Linked DNA regions of Homo sapiens: region 2 is linked to region 1. Evidence: chromatin loops called from intact Hi-C (ENCODE). Cell type or tissue: transverse colon. All regions are shown on one strand. Links, peaks and the distances in the headings refer to the core of each region. The heading gives the core; the rest is flanking DNA. Region 1 overlaps LIMS2 (LIM zinc finger domain containing 2). Region 2 holds the start of LOC124907883 (a long non-coding RNA gene).

Region 1 (8,333 bases), core at 306-8,305:
AGAAAGGGCTGCTGGGAAGGAGATGGGGAAGGAGACAGAAGGCAGCCACTAGGGAGGCCTCTCCTGGGTGGCTGAGCGGGTGGAGGAGAGGAGGCTGACTCAGGGTTCTGGGAGGTGGAGTGGACAGGACCCAACTGACTGGCTGTGAGGTGGGCCACAGAGGGTGGGGCTCGGGAGGATGCCCCTCCTGTGATGACAGGTGGGGGTGGATGGCATGCTTGGTGTGGTTGTGGAGTGCTTGAAGAGCTGTGGCAAGTCTGAGGGGGAGCCGTGGGAGGCACCTGGGCATGGAGGGGCTGAAGCCCAGGAGTAGCCAGCTGGGCAGGGAGTGAAGGCAGCCCAGAGCATGGGGTGGCACGCCGTGGGAAGAGAGGGGGCTCGGCCTCAGCAGCAACTCAGGGACTTTGCAACTTACAACCACAAGATCTTTGACTATCACAGCTGAAGGGACCTCTGGCATCACCATTGTTCTACAGGGAGGATATTAAGGCCACCTACCTAGGGACCCAGCTGTCCCTGGCATTCCTGGAAATGGAGCCTGGGATGTTGACACCCACGGCCACGTGAGCTCAGTGGCTTGGCTGCATAAAGTGGAGTCCCACCCATGGTGTGACCGTCATGTGTGTCACATGTGAGGCTGTCGTATGCCTGATTGTGTGCTGAGCCCATGCTTAGTACAGCGCAGAGCAGGCTGCTAGATCCCTGCCCTCATATCCACCAATCTTGCCCCTCCTCCGGGTGAGGAGTGTGCCCGGTGGTCCCCTAGGCAGAAGGTGTCGGCCAAGGGGCAGCTGACTGCAGCTAGAGCCCTCAGCACAGCACACGAGGCTGCAGTGGCGTCAGGGGCTTAAGCAAACTGTAAAGTGGGTAACAAGTGATGTGGCTTGTGATGTGGCACCACTGAGCCCTGAGCCCCAGACTGGGCCAGGTGGCACTGCCATGGCCCCTCACCTCCTTCCTTTTTCTTCTACTTCTGGTGCTGACTGGCCCCTTCTAGCCGGCCAGTGGCATAATAGGGATGGAGGGACTGATCTGCAGGGTGTCCAGTCCCGTGGTGTGATACCCCCACCTGGGCTCATTTCAAGCCACCAACATGGCATTAACGCTTTACGGAATTCCTGAATAGTTAACAGTCAGCACTTGTGAACTGGCAAGGGACAGCCCAGGGAGCCACTGGGGAGAGGAGCCCGGGCTTTCTATCCACAGCGGGTTATCCTTCTTCTGTCTGTCCCTATCTGTGCTGTGCCGCATGCAGGCTCTTTTTTTTTTTTTTGAGATGGAGTCTCGCTCTGTCACCCAAGCTGGAGTGCAGTGGCGTGATCTCAGCTCACTGCAACCTCTGCCTCCCAGGTTCAAGCAATTCTCTTGCCTCAGCCTCCCAAGTAGCTGGGACTACAGGTGCATACCACCACAACCGGCTAATTTTTTTTGTATTTTTATTGGAGATGGGGTTTTACCGTGTTGGCCATGGTGGTCTTGATCTTCTGACCTCTTGATCCACCCACCTTGGCCTCCCAAAGTGCTGTGATTACAGGCGTGAACAACCGTGCCCAGCCTGCATGCAGGCTTAACCATCCCTTAGGTCTTCACTTCCAGGTGGGAAAGGGGCCAAGGGAGGCACTGTCACTGTCTTGCTTGTTCTGTTGAGGTGTAGCGTGTACATTTCTGAAGGTGAATATTTACTTAGATGACTTAGCAGGATGACCACCCTAGTGAGATACCTCCATGAGTGAATGCATATGTCTTGCTGAGATGAGGTGACTGAATACACATATGAACATAAAACCTACTGTGTCCTCACCCACGTCCTTGGAGGAATACACGGGAAACTCATGGAGTTGTCTTCAGCCTCCCAGCGAGGAGTCTGGTGGGGGAGCTGGCTCTGGAGGACAGCCTGTTTGTGGCATCTCTGCCTCTGTCCGTCTCTGCCTCTGCCCACTGGGCTGAGGGCACGTGCCCCAGGGCCTTGGGGAGGCAGCCCTGCCTCATAGCTTGGGGCCTCAGTTCCAGCCTCTAAGAAGCCATGTAGTTGCATTCTTCATTACTCACGTGTTTTTTAAAATCTGAGACATAGTTCACATATTATTAAATTCACCACTTTAGATTGTAAAATTCAGTGGTTTTTCGTGCATTCACAAGGCTGTGCAACCATCACCATTAATTCCAGAACATTTTAATCATTCCTAAAAGAAACCTTGTACTCATTTGCAGACAGTCCTCATTTCCCCCTCCTCCCAGCCCTGGCCACCAGTAACCTGCCTTCTGTCTCTACAGATTTGTCTGTTCTGGACATTTCACATAAATGGAGCCATATATTATATAGCCTTTTGTGCCTGGCTTCTTTCATTTATTAACAACATATTTCCAAGATTCATCCGTATATTGTAGCATGAATCAGTACTTCATTCCTTTTTCTGGGTGAATAATATTCCATTGTGCCATAGTTTGTTTCTTCCTTCATCCGTGGTAGACATTTGCATTGTTTCCACTTTTTGGCTACCGTGAATAATACTGCTATGAACATTCCCATACAAGTTTTGGTGTGAACATACATTTTCTCCTTGAATATATACCTAGGACTGGAATTGCTGGCATATGGTAACTCTATGTTAAACTTTTTGAGGAATTATCAAGCTGTTTTCCAAGTAATTGAACAATTTTACATTTATTAAATTTTACACCAGGAATGTATGAAGGTTCCAATTTCCCGACATCCTTGCTGATGCTTGTTATTGTTGTCCGGTTTAGTAGGTGTGAAGTGGTGTCATATTGTGGTTTTGATTTCCATTTCCCTAATGACTGATAATGTTGAGCATCTTTTCATGTATCTGTTGGCCACTTGTAAATCCTCTTTGGAAAAATGTCCATTCAAACTCTTTGCCCATTTTTTAAATCGGGTTGTCTTTTTATTGTTGAATTGTAAGAGTTCCTTATTTATTTGAATACTAGACACTTCTCAGACATATGATTTGCAAATTTTTTTTTTTTAAGATGGAGTCTCACTGTGTCGCCCAGGCTGGAGTGCAGTAGTGCAATCTCAGCTCACTGCAACCTCCGCCTCCTGGGTTCAAGCGATTCTTCTGCCTCAGCCCCTCCAGTAGCTGGGACTACAGGCGTGTGCCACCATGCCTGGCTATTTTTTTTTTGTATTTTTAGTAGAGATGGGGTTTCACCATGTTGGCCAGGCTGGTCTCAAACTCCTGACCTCAGGTGATCCTCCCGCTTCAGCCTCCCAAAGTGCTGGGATTACAGGCACGAGCCACCGTGCCCAGCCGATTTACAAATATTTTTTCCTTTTCTGTGGATCATCTTTTCACTTTCTTGATTGTGTCGTTTGATACACACGTTTTAACTTTTAATGAAATCCAATTTATTTCCTTATTCTTTAGTTGCTTGAGTTTTTTTTGTCATGTTTAGGAAACTATTGCCTAATCCTGGCTCATGAAATGAAAACATCTGTTTTCTTCTAGGAGTTTTATACTGTTAGCATGTAGCTATCCAGTTGTCCTAGCATCATTTGTTGATAAGACTACTCTTCGCCCCATTGAATGGTCTTGGCACTCTTGTCAAAAATCAGTTGACCACAAATATATGGGATTATTTTTGGACTCTCGAGACAGGGTTTCACTCTTTCACCCAGGCTGGAGTGCAGTGGCAAGATCTTGGTACATTGCAGTCTCAACCTCCCTGGGCTCAGGTGATCCTCCTACCTGAGCCTCCTGAGTAGCTGGAACCACAGGTACACACCACCACACCTGGCTACTTTCTGTATTTTTTGTAGAGATGAGATTTTGCCATGTTGCCCAGGCTGGTCTTGAATTCCTGGGCTCTGCCTGCCTCAGCCTTCCAAAGTACTGGGATTATAGGCGTGAGCCACTGCACCCAGCCTATTTCTGGACTCTTGGTTCTGTTCTATGGGTGTATATGTCTATCCTTACACCACTGCCACACTTACAATTTTTTAGTAAGTAAATTGTAATTTTTAAGTAAGGTGTTTTTTTTTTTTTTTTTTTTTTTTTTTTTTTTTTTTTTTTTTTGAGACGGAGTCTCACTCTGTCACCCAGGGTGGAATGCAGTGGCCTGATCTCAGCTCACTGCAACCTCCACCTCCTGGGTTCAAGCGATTCTCCTGCCTCAGCCTTCTGAGTAGCTGGGACTACAGGTATGTGCCACCACACCTGGCTAATTTTTATATTTGTAGTAGAGATCGGGTTTTGCCATGTGGGCCAGGGTAGTCTTGAACTCCTGACCTCAAGTGATCCACCTGCCTTGGCCTCCCAAAGTGCTAGGATTACAGGTGTGAGCCACTGCACCTGGCCTCTTTGTTTTTTTTTAAAGTTGTTTTGATTATTCTGTGTCACTTGCATTTTCATATAAATTTTAGGAATGCCTTGTCTATTTCTTTAAAAAAGGCAGGAATTTTAATGGAGATTGTATTGAATCTATAGGTCAATTTGATGTAGTGTTGTATTGCCATCTTAACAATATTAAGTTTTCCAATCCATGAACATGGGATATCTTTATTTAGGTCTTCTTTAATTTATATCAATAATGTTTTATAATTTCAGTGAATAAGAAGTCTTGCATTTATTTTGTTAAACTTACTCCTAAGTATTTTATTCATTTTGATGCTGTCCCAAATGGGGTTGTTTTATTTCATATTCAGATTTCTCATTGCTAGCGATTCTGGTATATTGAGTGTATACCTTGCAGACTTACTGAACTCATTTCTTATCTGTAAATAGGGTTTCTTTTTTTGAGGAGGGATTCTTCCGAGTTTTCTATATATGAGTATGTAATATGTAAATAAAAATAGTTTTACTCTTCCTTCTCAAACTAGATGTCTTTTATTTCTTTTTCTTGTCTAACTGTCCTTGATAGAATCTGCAGTGCAATGTTGAAAACAAATAGCGGACTGGAAATCCCCCTGACCTTAGGAGGAAAGCATTCATTTTCTCATCACTAAGTATGATGTTAGCTATGGGTTTTGGGTAGATGCCCCTTATCAAATTGAAGAAGTTCCCTTCTATTCCCAGTTTGTTGGGTGCTTTTATTATGAAAAGATGTTGGATTTTGCCAAATGTGTTTTCTGCATCTGTTGAGATGGTCATAGAGTGTCCTCCCTATATTCTATTGATATGGTATATTACATTGAATTTTGGATGTGAAACCAACCCTATGTTCTTGGGATAAATCCCATTTGGTCACGGTGTATAATACTTTTTATAGAGTGTTAGATTTATTGTATTTTATCGAGGACATTTGCATCTATGTGACTTTAGCATTTTATTTTGAGATCAAGATAATATTTATAGAATGAGTTGTGAAGTATTCCCTCCTAGTCTTTCTTTTCTTTTGTTTGGAAAGATTTTGTGAAGGTTTGTTGTTTTTTGTTTTTTGTTTTTTTCTCTTTTTGAGACAAGATCTCACTCTGTCACCCAGGCTGGAGTGCAGTGGCGTGATCTCAGCTCACTGCAACCTCCGCCTTCCAGGTTCAAGTGATTCTCCTGCCTCAGCCTCCTGAGTAGCTGGGATTATAGGCATGTGCCACCACACTGGTGTTTTGTATGTTTGTTTGTAGGTTTGGTGTTAATTCTAGTTAAACCTTTGATATAATTCATCAGTGAAGCCATGTCGCTCTGGCTTTACTTTGTGACAAGTTTTTTGGTTACTGTCTCAGTCTCTTTACATGTTACTGGCCTTACTAAGTGATTTGGGTAGGCTTTGTGTCCCCAACTAAATCTCATCTTGAATTGTAATCCCTATAATCCCCACGTGTCAAGGGAGAGACCAGGTGGAGGTCATTCAATCATGGGGGTGTTTCCCCCCATGCTGTTCTTGTGATAGTGAGTTCTCACAAGATCTGCTGGTTTTATAAGGGGCTCATCCCCCTTTGCTTGGTATTTCTTCCTGCCACCTTGTGAAGAAGGTGCCTTGATTCCCCTTTGCCTTCTGCCACGACTATAAGTTTCCTGAGTCCTCCCCAGCCCTGTTCAACTGTGAGTCGATTAAACCTCTTTCCTTTATAATTTACCGAGTCTCATGAAGTTCTTAATAGCAGTATGAAAATTTAGACTGATACATTTGGATTTTCTATTTCTTCTTGAGTTCGTTTTGGTAGTGTCCTTCTAGGAATCTCTCCATTTCAGTAGGTTATTTCATTTATTGGCATACAGTTGTTCATAATATTCCATTCTGCTACCTCCTTACTGGGACCACGAGCTATTATTATTCAAGGAAGCCATGGAGTTAGGGAGCAGGAATAAGGGACTAGGATAAGTTAAAACAACACAAACCTCACTGGTTTGTGTTTGTTTGTTTGTTTACCAAGATTCATCTGTTTTTCTTGACCAAATGTTCCTAGGGTTACTGAAAACCTTTGGTGGATTTGCAGAGTTCTGAAAGAGTAGATTCTGATAATTTTTGCTAGGTTTTTCATTGCTTTTATGGAGGGATGAACTTCTGGAGGTCCTTACTCCACCACTTTCTGCTGACATCACTCTCGGTGTTTTTGCAAATATCTAGAGCCAGAGCACTGAACCAAATCCCATTTGGTCATGGTGTATAATACTTTGTATAGAGTTCTAGATTCAGTTTACAGTATCTGTGGCTCCCAATCCCATCCCTGCAGCAGGACAGGCTGCAGAATGGGTGGTAAGGTTGTGCAGAGATTTGGGATTTGGGCTCAATCAGACTCTAAGCCTCTCTCAATTTCTAGCCTTCGATGTCCGCTTTTATAGTAAATATTTGTTGAATTGATTAGTACTTGGTAAACTTGTGCTTGAACTTCATTTACAGATTATGTTGCACAAAACACTTGTGGCTGTAGCCTCCTTTCCAGTGCTATATGTGACCCTTGGAGCCCTAAATAAATGTTTCCTCCTTACAGAAAACTGCGGGTCTGCATGAGAGTCCTGGATTCTAGTGTTGAGGATTTCCACATGGATGGGCTGAGTCGGGAGTGGTGAGAGGGTCTAGGCCCTATGGCATTGACTTGTAGCTGCTGTTAAGAACATTTTCGGTGTAAGTTTTCTTAAGCATTCGGCTACCTACATCAGAGAGTCAGCGGTATTCCCTATTCATTTTGGCTCCTCTGGGCTCAGCTTCTCCATGCCCTTTAGCCCCTGGGGCCACCTTTAAAAACTATTTGTTGAACTGATCAGTGTTGGGCAACTTTGGAATTGGACTACATTTACAAATTATACTGTACCCAATGCTTGTCGTCACTTGACTGCCAGGGTGCTTAATGAGTACCTCCTCCTGTTGGGACTTGCTGGGTGAGTGTGTTCCTCAGTGGCGTGTGGGCCTGGTATCTGAATGCCAGTGAGCCCCTCCAAGGCTTTCTCCCACCCTAGTTTGGGAGGATCAGTGCCCTGCTGTCTTTAGTGACGGCTGCCAGCTCTTGCTTTCAGAAGGCAGAAGAAGATACTGCTCAAGCTTTCTGACCTTTCTAGAAAGGTCTTTCAGGGAAATGGGATCAATGCTAAAGATTTCCATGAGTGCTCTGGATCTTTATTGTACTGCTGACCAGGCTTACCTTGGTCACAGTTTGGATGCCTACCGCGGGTGTTTATGAATCACAAGTAACTTTGCCAGTCTCTCTGGGTAAAAATGCGGGGTACATGGTGCCTTCCTGGTGGTTGCCACCAGGTCCCTCTGCGTCTGCTCCCCTGGAAGCTGGAGGATTGCCTTTTCTCTAAAATAAGGACCTCTTTTGGGGTGCCTGACCATTTGTTGGCCAGATCCAGAGGATCGGCTCTGCCCTGGTCTGGGTGCCCCACGGTGATGTTTGTGGCAGAGGGTCTCAGAGAAGGGAGCAAAGCAGAATGTGGGCCTGTGTGGCTCCGGTCCTCGGTTTCCTAACTGTTGGCAGGGATCCTAAAGGCGCCAGGTCCTCCCTGTCCTCCTCAGCTGACTCTGCCCTCCTCAGTGTGTCCACGGGCACAGGCTTTCCTCCTGGCAGGTGGCAGCCGGAGACCTCCTGGGTGTCCTGCCGCCACTGTGGACCTCACCTCAGTGCTGTCTGGGGCCTTCCCAGACCAGTCCCCTCCCAGCGGGACCCAACCCCCGCCAGCCTCAGCTTTCAGGAGCTGCCCCCGCGGCGCGAACAATATCCTTTCTATTTGGAGTTGACTCTGCTGCCCTTTGGAGATCCCAGCGCGTAACGTGAGCTCGCGACCAGCGCGGGGGAGGCGCCCACACGCCCGTCCCGTCTTGGTGTCTGGCCCCAGGCGGCCGCGCCTCCCCTCCGAGGTGGTCCCATAGCCCCTGCACCAGGCGGCCCGCGCCCGCGACCTCAAGGCGGCTGCCCCGCGCCATGGCGGCCCGGCTGG
Region 2 (8,333 bases), core at 287-8,286, 440 kb after region 1:
GTGCCACCATGCTGGGCTAATGTTTTTTTTATGAGGTCTCACTGTGTTGCCCAGGATGGTCTAGAGTTCCTGGGCAACACAGTGAATACCCTAGAATACCCTTCTGCTCTGGCCTGCCAAAATGTTGGAATTACTGGCGTGAGCCACTTCACCTGGCCTACAAACCCATTTTTATAGCAGCATTCATTCATTCATGAGGCTGAAGCCTCATTATCTAAACACCTCCCATTAAGCCCCACCTCCCAATACTGCTGCACTGGGGATTAAGTTTCCAATGCATGAATTTGGAGGGAAATATTCAGACCATAGCAGTCAGGGCTGAACTCTGGCTCCCATACCCAGCACAATGGTCATCCCTGGGTACCCCACATTCTTGCCTAGAACATCAGTCAGCCTGGTTCACTCTCTGCCCAGGAAGGTGGGGAGGGCTCAGGTCAGGAGTTAGCCTAAAAACCAAAAGGTGGTGCAGCCTGGAGCGTGTGGGAAGACAGGCCCCTGTCCATTCTAAAGCCGAGTGCACTACAGCCTCATGCTACAGGGTGCTCAAAGCCCAGATATGCCACAGACAGATCTAAGTTTGAAGCCAAATGAAACCAGCTTTCAGTGCCCAGCTGTGTGACTTGGGCAAATAACTGCACCTCTCTGAGTATCAGTGTTCTCATCTAAAGAAGAGCGGACTGTGTACTGTTAATGGGAGGCCTGATGGCATATGATAGTGGGTGATCAGCAAATGCTACCTTCTCTTAGTCACTTAGCCTCTCTGGCCTCAATTTCCACATCTGTGCAATGGGGATCCCAGTCCTGTACCTACAAAGCCCTCAAGGTTTAATGCAGAAAAACACAGACACCAATCTCAAAGATGTCACAAAGCAGGATGGCGTGGCAGAAGACAGATGCAAAGTGATTTGGAAAGAGACGGCATGTTCTGTGCTGTGAGGTGGCCAGAAGGAGCTTCCCTGAAGGAGTGGAACTTGACCTGTCCCGGTAATGGGAGTAATTAAACAGGCAGAGAAGACACCAGACATTAATTGAGTAATGAGGAACGGTGCAGCAGGGCTTGGCAGCAGGAATGCACATACCCTGTTCTAGAATCAGTCTTCCAGGGGTCTCTCGCTTTACCAGGAAGCCATGAAGCCTCTTGTGGGCTCAATGCTGACCCATCAGTTGACTAAGATGAGATCAAAGCATGATGAAATCAGCCCTAAACGGGGCAGGAAAGCATTGAGGGAATAAAAATGTACTGTGAGTCCAGCTTTCTCACTCCTAGGTATTTTATTCATGCAAAAACCTGTACGTGAATGCTTAGAGTGACTTTATTCATCATTGCCAAGACTGGAAATAATCCACATGTGCTGAGTTGATCAGAATGATCCACAAACGAGAGTACATTCCTATAATGAAATACTACTCAGCAATGAAAAGGGACAAAAACCTGATAAATGAAATAACATGGTAAATCCCAAATGCATTATGCTAAGAGACAGAAGCCTGATTCAGGAGGTTATCTCCTGGATGATTCCATGCATAAGATACTTTGGGAAAGGCAAAACTATAGGGGCCTAGCTAGGGTTGACTACAAAAGAGTATGATGTTTTCTTTTTGAGATGGACTCTCGCTCTGTCGCCCAGGTTGGAGTGCAGTGGCGCGATCTTGGCTCACCGCAACCTCTGCCTCCCAGGGTCAAGCGGTTCTCTTGCCTCAGCCTCCCAAGTAGCTGGGACCACAGGCACCTGCCACCACGCCTGGCTAATTTTTTTGTATTTTTAGTAGAGACATGGTTTCACAGCGTTAGCCAGGATGGTCTCGATCTCCTGACCTCGTGATCCGCCCGCTTTGGCCTCCTAAAGTGCTGGGATTACAGGCGTGAGCCACTGCGCCCGGCCTGAAAAAAATTTTTGAGGTAATGGAACTGTTCTATATCTTGACTGTAGTGGTGGATACACAACTGTATATGTTTTTCACAACTCAACTCATAAAACTGTACACCAAAAAGAGTGAACTTCAAATTATACCACCGGACAAAGGACATGGGAACTGGTGTCTGGGTAGGCAAGCTCACATTCTAGTCAACTTACCTTGGTATCCACCACATACGAGGAATTCAGCAATCACAGATCACAACAAATCGATTCCAGTCTCATCAAATTCTGGGGTGTTGAAATACATCAATAAGATATTTTCAAACCTAAGTTTGATTTATATCAGAACATGTAAGGGGAGAGGAAAGAGTGTGGGACTAGGAGTTGGAAAAACTAGAGTCATCTTGGCTGCCTGCCTACTGTATGACTTGGAGCAAGTCGCTTGAATAATCTCTAGTAATTAGTCTCTGACTTGCCTTGTCAAAGGGTTGTTGAGAGGGTCGCATGAAAAGAATGTATGTTAAAATAATGTACGTTGTAAATTATAAGTATTGCACACAAATCAGGTATTGGTATTGTCATTGATCATGTGTTTTCAAATAGGGAATATAAGTATCAGAATTTAAATGACATATCCAAGAAAAGAATCCCAAGATGAAACCCCATCCTACAGCATCTCAAGTTAAAGAGTTGACACTCTCAAGACAAAACTAAAATCAAGCCTTGAATGAATTATTTTAGGTAATTTAGAAGCCATAATTATAAGAAGACTACAAATTACTTAATCTATAAAAGCCTCCGTGCTCTATTTGTTACAAGGGAATTCATTTTTTTTACAAAAGTATGTTGCTCCATGAAGTGCCTGTGTCCTCTGCGCACACCTTGTGTGAAGCATCAAGGTCCAGCTGGAGTAGGCGGGGCTGACCAGTGGGAGCTCCTCAGGACAGGGGCCAGGGCACAGCTCCTGCTGCTCTGGGCTGCACCTGCAAGATGACAGAAGGAGGCACTAGACCTTGGCAAAGTCTGCACCACAGCTGCTGTGGTCTGAATGTTTGTGTCCCCCAAATTTAATTGGTTAAAATCCTAACTCCCAAGATGATGGTATGAGGAGGTGGGTCCTTTAGGAGGTGATTAGGTCATGAGGGTGGTGCCCTTATGAGTGGGATTAGTGCCCTTATTAAAAAGGCCCCAGAAAGCTCGCTTGCCCTCCCACCACGTGAGGACACAGCGAGAAGACAGCCCCAAATTTAATTGGTTAAAATCCTAACTCCCAAGATGATGGTATGAGGAGGTGGGTCCTTTAGGAGGTGATTAGGTCATGAGGATGGTGCCCTTATGAGTGGGATTAGTGCCTTTATTAAAAAGGCCCCAGAAAGCTCGCTTGCCCTCCCACCACATGAGGACACAGCGAGAAGACAGCTGTCTGCAGCCTGGAAGGGAGCACTCACCAGAACCTAACCATGCTGGTCCCGATCTCAGATGCCCAGCCTCCAGACCTGGGAGAAATAGATGTCTGCTGTGTACAAGTTACCCAGTCTATATTACAATGGCTCAAACAGACTAAGAACAGTTTTTTTCAGTGGACAGTGAGATCATGAGTTAGTTTAACTCCTGGGAAGTAATTTGGCTAAAGTTAAAGTCATGCTTTACCATTGCAGAACAAGTTTCCATTCGGCAAAGTGTTTTGTGGTTTATTTCAATTGGTACTGGGGACTGGATTTCTTTACTTTGGTGACTCAAACAGAAATTTACTCTTAAACGTGTTTGAGTGTCGCTAGGTTCCCGCTCTGCATTGGCTTGGGGGAATCCAGCCATGAGTCAGACACCGCCCCAGCCCTCAAGATGTTTACGGCTCTCCGCTCTGGCTGGAAACATGTTAATGTAAACAAGGAAGCCTGGGAAAGAGTTAAAAGGTGACAGATCTGTCACAGACAAGAGCCTGGGCTGGGCTTGCCAGGCACCCTGCCAATGTCTACAGGGAGGAAACAGGCTGGAAAAGGGCAATTTAGTGAGGCTGTCCCAGAACTGAATCCGAATCTGCAAGATTGAGGACCACACTCTGAGCCATCTAGACAAATGCCACTTTGGAGAGAGAGAGAGAGATCGAGAGAGAGAGAGAATGAATGTGCTGATTCACAAAACTGAAAGTTACAGAGGGGGTGGTAGATCTCCTCTAGGTACAGCTGGATGGCAGGCGTCTCCTATGAGGGTGTCAGGGGTTTCTTGATTAGGTGGTCTCTGGACAGATGGCTGCCTGCAGTCGCAAGCTTCTGGGGGCCTTCAGATCGCAATCCCCAAACAAGAGCACGTCTGCACTGATTGCTCTAGCAGAAGTCCCATGGAGGACTCTGCTCCCAACAATGCCCCCAACCCCTGGATCAGGGGCCACGGGCAGCCAGCCCCATCCAAACCCCTGGGACTGACTAGCATTGCTAGGGAATGTGGGAGGAAGGCTTTCCAAATAAAGGTGAGCGAGCGAACCTCCTGTCTTCCCCTGCGGCCTTTGCTGAGGCACACCTTCCTTTCAGAATTCACCAGTGTCTCCTTCTCGGTTATCTGTCCCATCACCAGTATCTCAGAAACAGTGAGTGCCGTGCAGCACCGCCCCTACTCAGCGTCTACTAGAAATTCTCATCACTTTCCTGCAAAGCAGGTGTAGTGAAAGGCATAAAAACCCTGGAAACAGATTTGGGTTCAAGTATTAACTTTGCTCCTAACTTAACTCTTTTGGGAACATCTCTTTAACTTGTTTCTTCATCTGTGAAGGAGGATAATGTGCCCATGTCATAGAATAGCTGCGAGGACCAAATGGATTCACAGGTGCCCAGGATAGTGCCTGATGCTCAACAGATGATTAAAACGTAAGCCAATATTTCGTAAAGCCGGTCAATGACAACAATAGTTTTTCATCATGGAAAGTTAGAGATTTTTGGCAGTGAAGAAACTGCTGCTAAGTCTTTGCTGGCTCACAAATCCCACTGGAAAATGCCCACATTCTTTGTAGGAAGAAATGTTTATTTTCTGCCTCAGGTGACCAGGATTATCACGGCTTCAGTAGCAACACCCGATTCACAGAGAAGACGATCTGAGATCTCCCAGTTCTGTCTCCTGGTATAACTTTGTTTTGTTTTGTTTTCTCTCTGTTCTGCCTTTTTATTGATGACTCTGGGGAAGCAACAAGATCATACTACTAATTCTTTTTCCTTTTTACCCATTAATTCTTAAGTGGAAACCAGTCAGAGGCATGGAATTGGAGCACAGGAAGCTGGTGTGGGTGAGAGAATTTCATGCAGACCGCAGGGAAGCTTGGAAGATCATCCCTGCCCCACCGTGACCAGCAGGTCTGGGTTTCAGAATTCAGAGGCTTGCTTCCTAGAATGTCTTGTACAGCAGCTCCCTTTTCTGAGATCCAGTTTGACTAACCCTGTTCTCTTCCAGGAATATATACCCTGCATTACTCTCTGCTTACCTAACAGCCGTGACATCTCTATTCCGCGTGCTAGAGATTTATCCGTGGTCATCTGGATTGGAGTTCTGGGAGGTGGTAAAGCCTGTCTCTCGGTTTTACTTCCACAGATGGTCATTTATTGTGTATAGAGTTTATTTACCTTTCAGAGGGCAACCCTTTTTCCTATTTTGCTGTTGTCATTGGCTGTTGTTGGCTGTTGTTGGGAGAAGCTCATTTCTTCTCTATTACTGCCAACAAGCTGGTTTTCTTGAAGGAATACATCTGTACAAAATCTCCTGGTTTAAGGTCAGACAGGGACAGTGGTGCCCTCCTGTTGGAATCTCACTTCCGTTTTTCTTGCACGCTGGAAGGGAAAGGAACAAATAAATGGACAGTGTTTTCCTATTTTGGAAAAGTAGTTTTTCAGTTATTTTTTACTTATATTTAAGATTTCTTATAACATTTGATCCTTTATTCCCTCCACATTGAATCCCTCACAACTATGACAATCATTTACTTGTATTTTTTATTATTTTTATTTTTTTATTATTTTATTATAAAGGCAATATTTTTATAGAAAACTCAGAAACCAAAGTAACATTACATATGTATATTAGAGTAAAAGAAATTCTTCCAATCAGGATGACTTTTTCTATTTCTGGGTTCATATATGTTTTCCACTAATAATAATTACCTACAAAACAGTAGTAAGAAAGCAGCATACTGCTCTATTGCAGAGTTTCAGACCGATCACTTATACCAATGTACTAACACTCTAAAATAGCCTTTGGCTTAAAGGATTATAAATCCTTCTGCTATAAAGACACATGCACACATATATTTATTGCAGTACTATCTACAATAGCAAAGACTTGGAACCAATCCAAATGCCCATCAATAATAGACGTGTTGGATAAAGAAAATGTGACACTTACACATGATGCAATACTATGCAGCCATAAAAAAGAATGAGTTCATGTCCTTTGCAGGGACATGGATGACGCTGGAAACCATCATTCTCAGCAAACTAACATAGGAACAGAAAACCAAACACTACATATTCTCACTCATAAGTGGGAGTCGAACAATGAGAACACTTGGACACGGGGAGGGGAACATCACACACTGGGGCCTGTTGGGGGTTGTGGGGCAAGCAGATGGAGAGCATTACGACAAATACCTAATGCATGTGGGGCATAAAACCTAGATGATGGGTTGATGGGTGCAGCAAACCACCATGGCACAAGTATACCTATGTAACAAACCTGCACGATCTGCACATATATCCCACAACTTAAAGTATAATTAAAAAAAAAAAAAGCCTTAGGCTTAATATCATTAGAGCTTGAGGCAAATTTCAAGAACTACTATCTTTGTTTATTTATTTAATTATGGAAACTAGCTTCAGACATCAGCAGAGATGATATCCTAAGACACAGGAGAGCGGGGGAGCTGCAGGGAGCTCCAGAGAAGCCTGTCTCCATGTGTGTTTAAATCTTTCTTCCCCCTGTCTTTCTCTGTATTCTTCCTTCTCCTCTTCCTTCCTTTCTTTACTGCAGTCTTTTCCTTAATTAGCCTTCATAGAGAACCAGCTGCCTTTAAAATCATTGTTTACCTATATTGAACAGTTTAATATATGATTATTTAACAACCATCAATCATTGTTTATCTATATTGAATAGTTTCACGTCCAGAATGGAATGAATTGACTTCTACATATGCGGTCCTTTAATGATTTCTTAAGGACCAGTAGCCCTCTGCAAAACTTTAAAAGCCTCTCCTAGAGCAAGGCGATTGTGCCATTCTTCATCCTCTGCTGGCTAGCCGTGTTGCCACCCACTTCTGCCTGCTAAACGGCTCCTTTCCTCAATCCCTGCCTGAGTGCTACTTCCTTCAGGAGGACTTTCTTTTGCACTGCTCCATCCTACCCTATAACTAGATGTGATCGCTTCTTGCCACAAATTCCAATCATATTCAGTCCAGTTTTGTGACACTTATAGTAATCTGGCTTGTATTTGTGTACCTGTTTTATTCTTCAAATAGGTTATGGCCTCCTAAAGGCAGGATCAAAGTCTTACTGAGTACTTTGCAGCTATCATGCCTTATAATTAAGAGTTGCAAGGGCCGAGTGCAGTGGCTCAAGCCTGTAATCCCAGCACTTTGGGAGGCTGAGGCAGGCGGATCACGAGGTCAGGAGATCGAGACCATCCTGGCTAACACAGTGAAACCCTGTCTCTACTAAAAATACAAAAGATTAGCCGGGCGTGGTGGCGGGTGCCTGTAGTCACAGCTACTCCAGAGGCTGAGGCAGGAGAATGGCGTGAACCTGGGAGGCGGAGCTTGCAGTGAGCCAAGATTGCTCCACTGCACTCCTGCCTGGGCGACAGAGCCAGACTCCGTCTCAATAAATAAATAAATAAGAGTTGCTGAGTACTTATTAATCAAATTCTTTTCTTTTTTTACAGACAGGGTCTTGCTCTGTTGCCCAGGCTGGAGCACAGTGGCATGATAATGGCTCACTGAAGTCTTGACTTTCTGGGCTCAAGCAATCCTCCTGCCTCAGCCTCCTGAGTAGCTGGGACTATAGGCACACACCACCACACCCAGCTAATTTTTTTATTTTTATTTTTTGTAGTATCCAGGTCTTGCTATGTTGCCCAGGCTGGTCTTGAACTCCTGGGCTGAAGCAATCCTCCTGCTGTGGCCTCCAAAATTGTTGGGATTACAGGCGTGAGCCACCGCACCTGGTGTTATTAATCAAATTCTGTAAGTTGAGTAACTATAGCCTTCTTTGCGTCACTTACGTGATACTTCAATTATTCAAATGCAGTGTAGATTTTACAGAGTTGTAAAGGTATAAACTACTCATTAAAAATAAAATATTTAGCTGAGCCGGTGGCCTGCACCTGTAATGCCAGTTACTCAGGGGGAGGATCGCTTGAGCCCAGGAGTTCAAGGGCAGCCTGGGCAACATAGTGAGACCCAGTGTCTAAAAAATAAAATAAAATATTTTTATCTGGGCATGG

What was found. A loop is a pair of places that touch in the nucleus more often than their neighbours do. Peaks named below come from ENCODE experiments on the same cell type or tissue, not always from the same donor. Only the 100,000 strongest peaks of a DNase experiment are listed, where the experiment ranks them.
Region 2: a loop joins it to region 1, with 16 times the contacts of the local background. A loop is called at or near these places in 2 of 110 quality-filtered maps.

The regions. Positions count from the first base shown.
Region 1 is chr2:127,664,373-127,672,705 of GRCh38, reverse strand. All of the region lies in intron 1 of LIMS2 (LIM zinc finger domain containing 2), which reads left to right. Among named protein-coding and RNA genes, the nearest start is that of LIMS2, 7.0 kb to the left of the region's middle. In transverse colon, for the core only: no CTCF peak of the experiment used is centred there; no DNase peak of the experiment used is centred there; H3K4me3 peaks cover 1,425 bases; H3K27ac peaks cover 7,883 bases; H3K27me3 peaks cover 6,177 bases.
Region 2 is chr2:127,222,221-127,230,553 of GRCh38, reverse strand. LOC124907883 (a long non-coding RNA gene) reads right to left here and starts at 3,735. Exons shown (of 2, transcript XR_007087225.1): 1 at 3,308-3,735; 2 at 1,254-2,842. In transverse colon, for the core only: no CTCF peak of the experiment used is centred there; a DNase peak (open chromatin) is centred at 3,743; H3K4me3 peaks cover 481 bases; H3K27ac peaks cover 617 bases; H3K27me3 peaks cover 3,710 bases.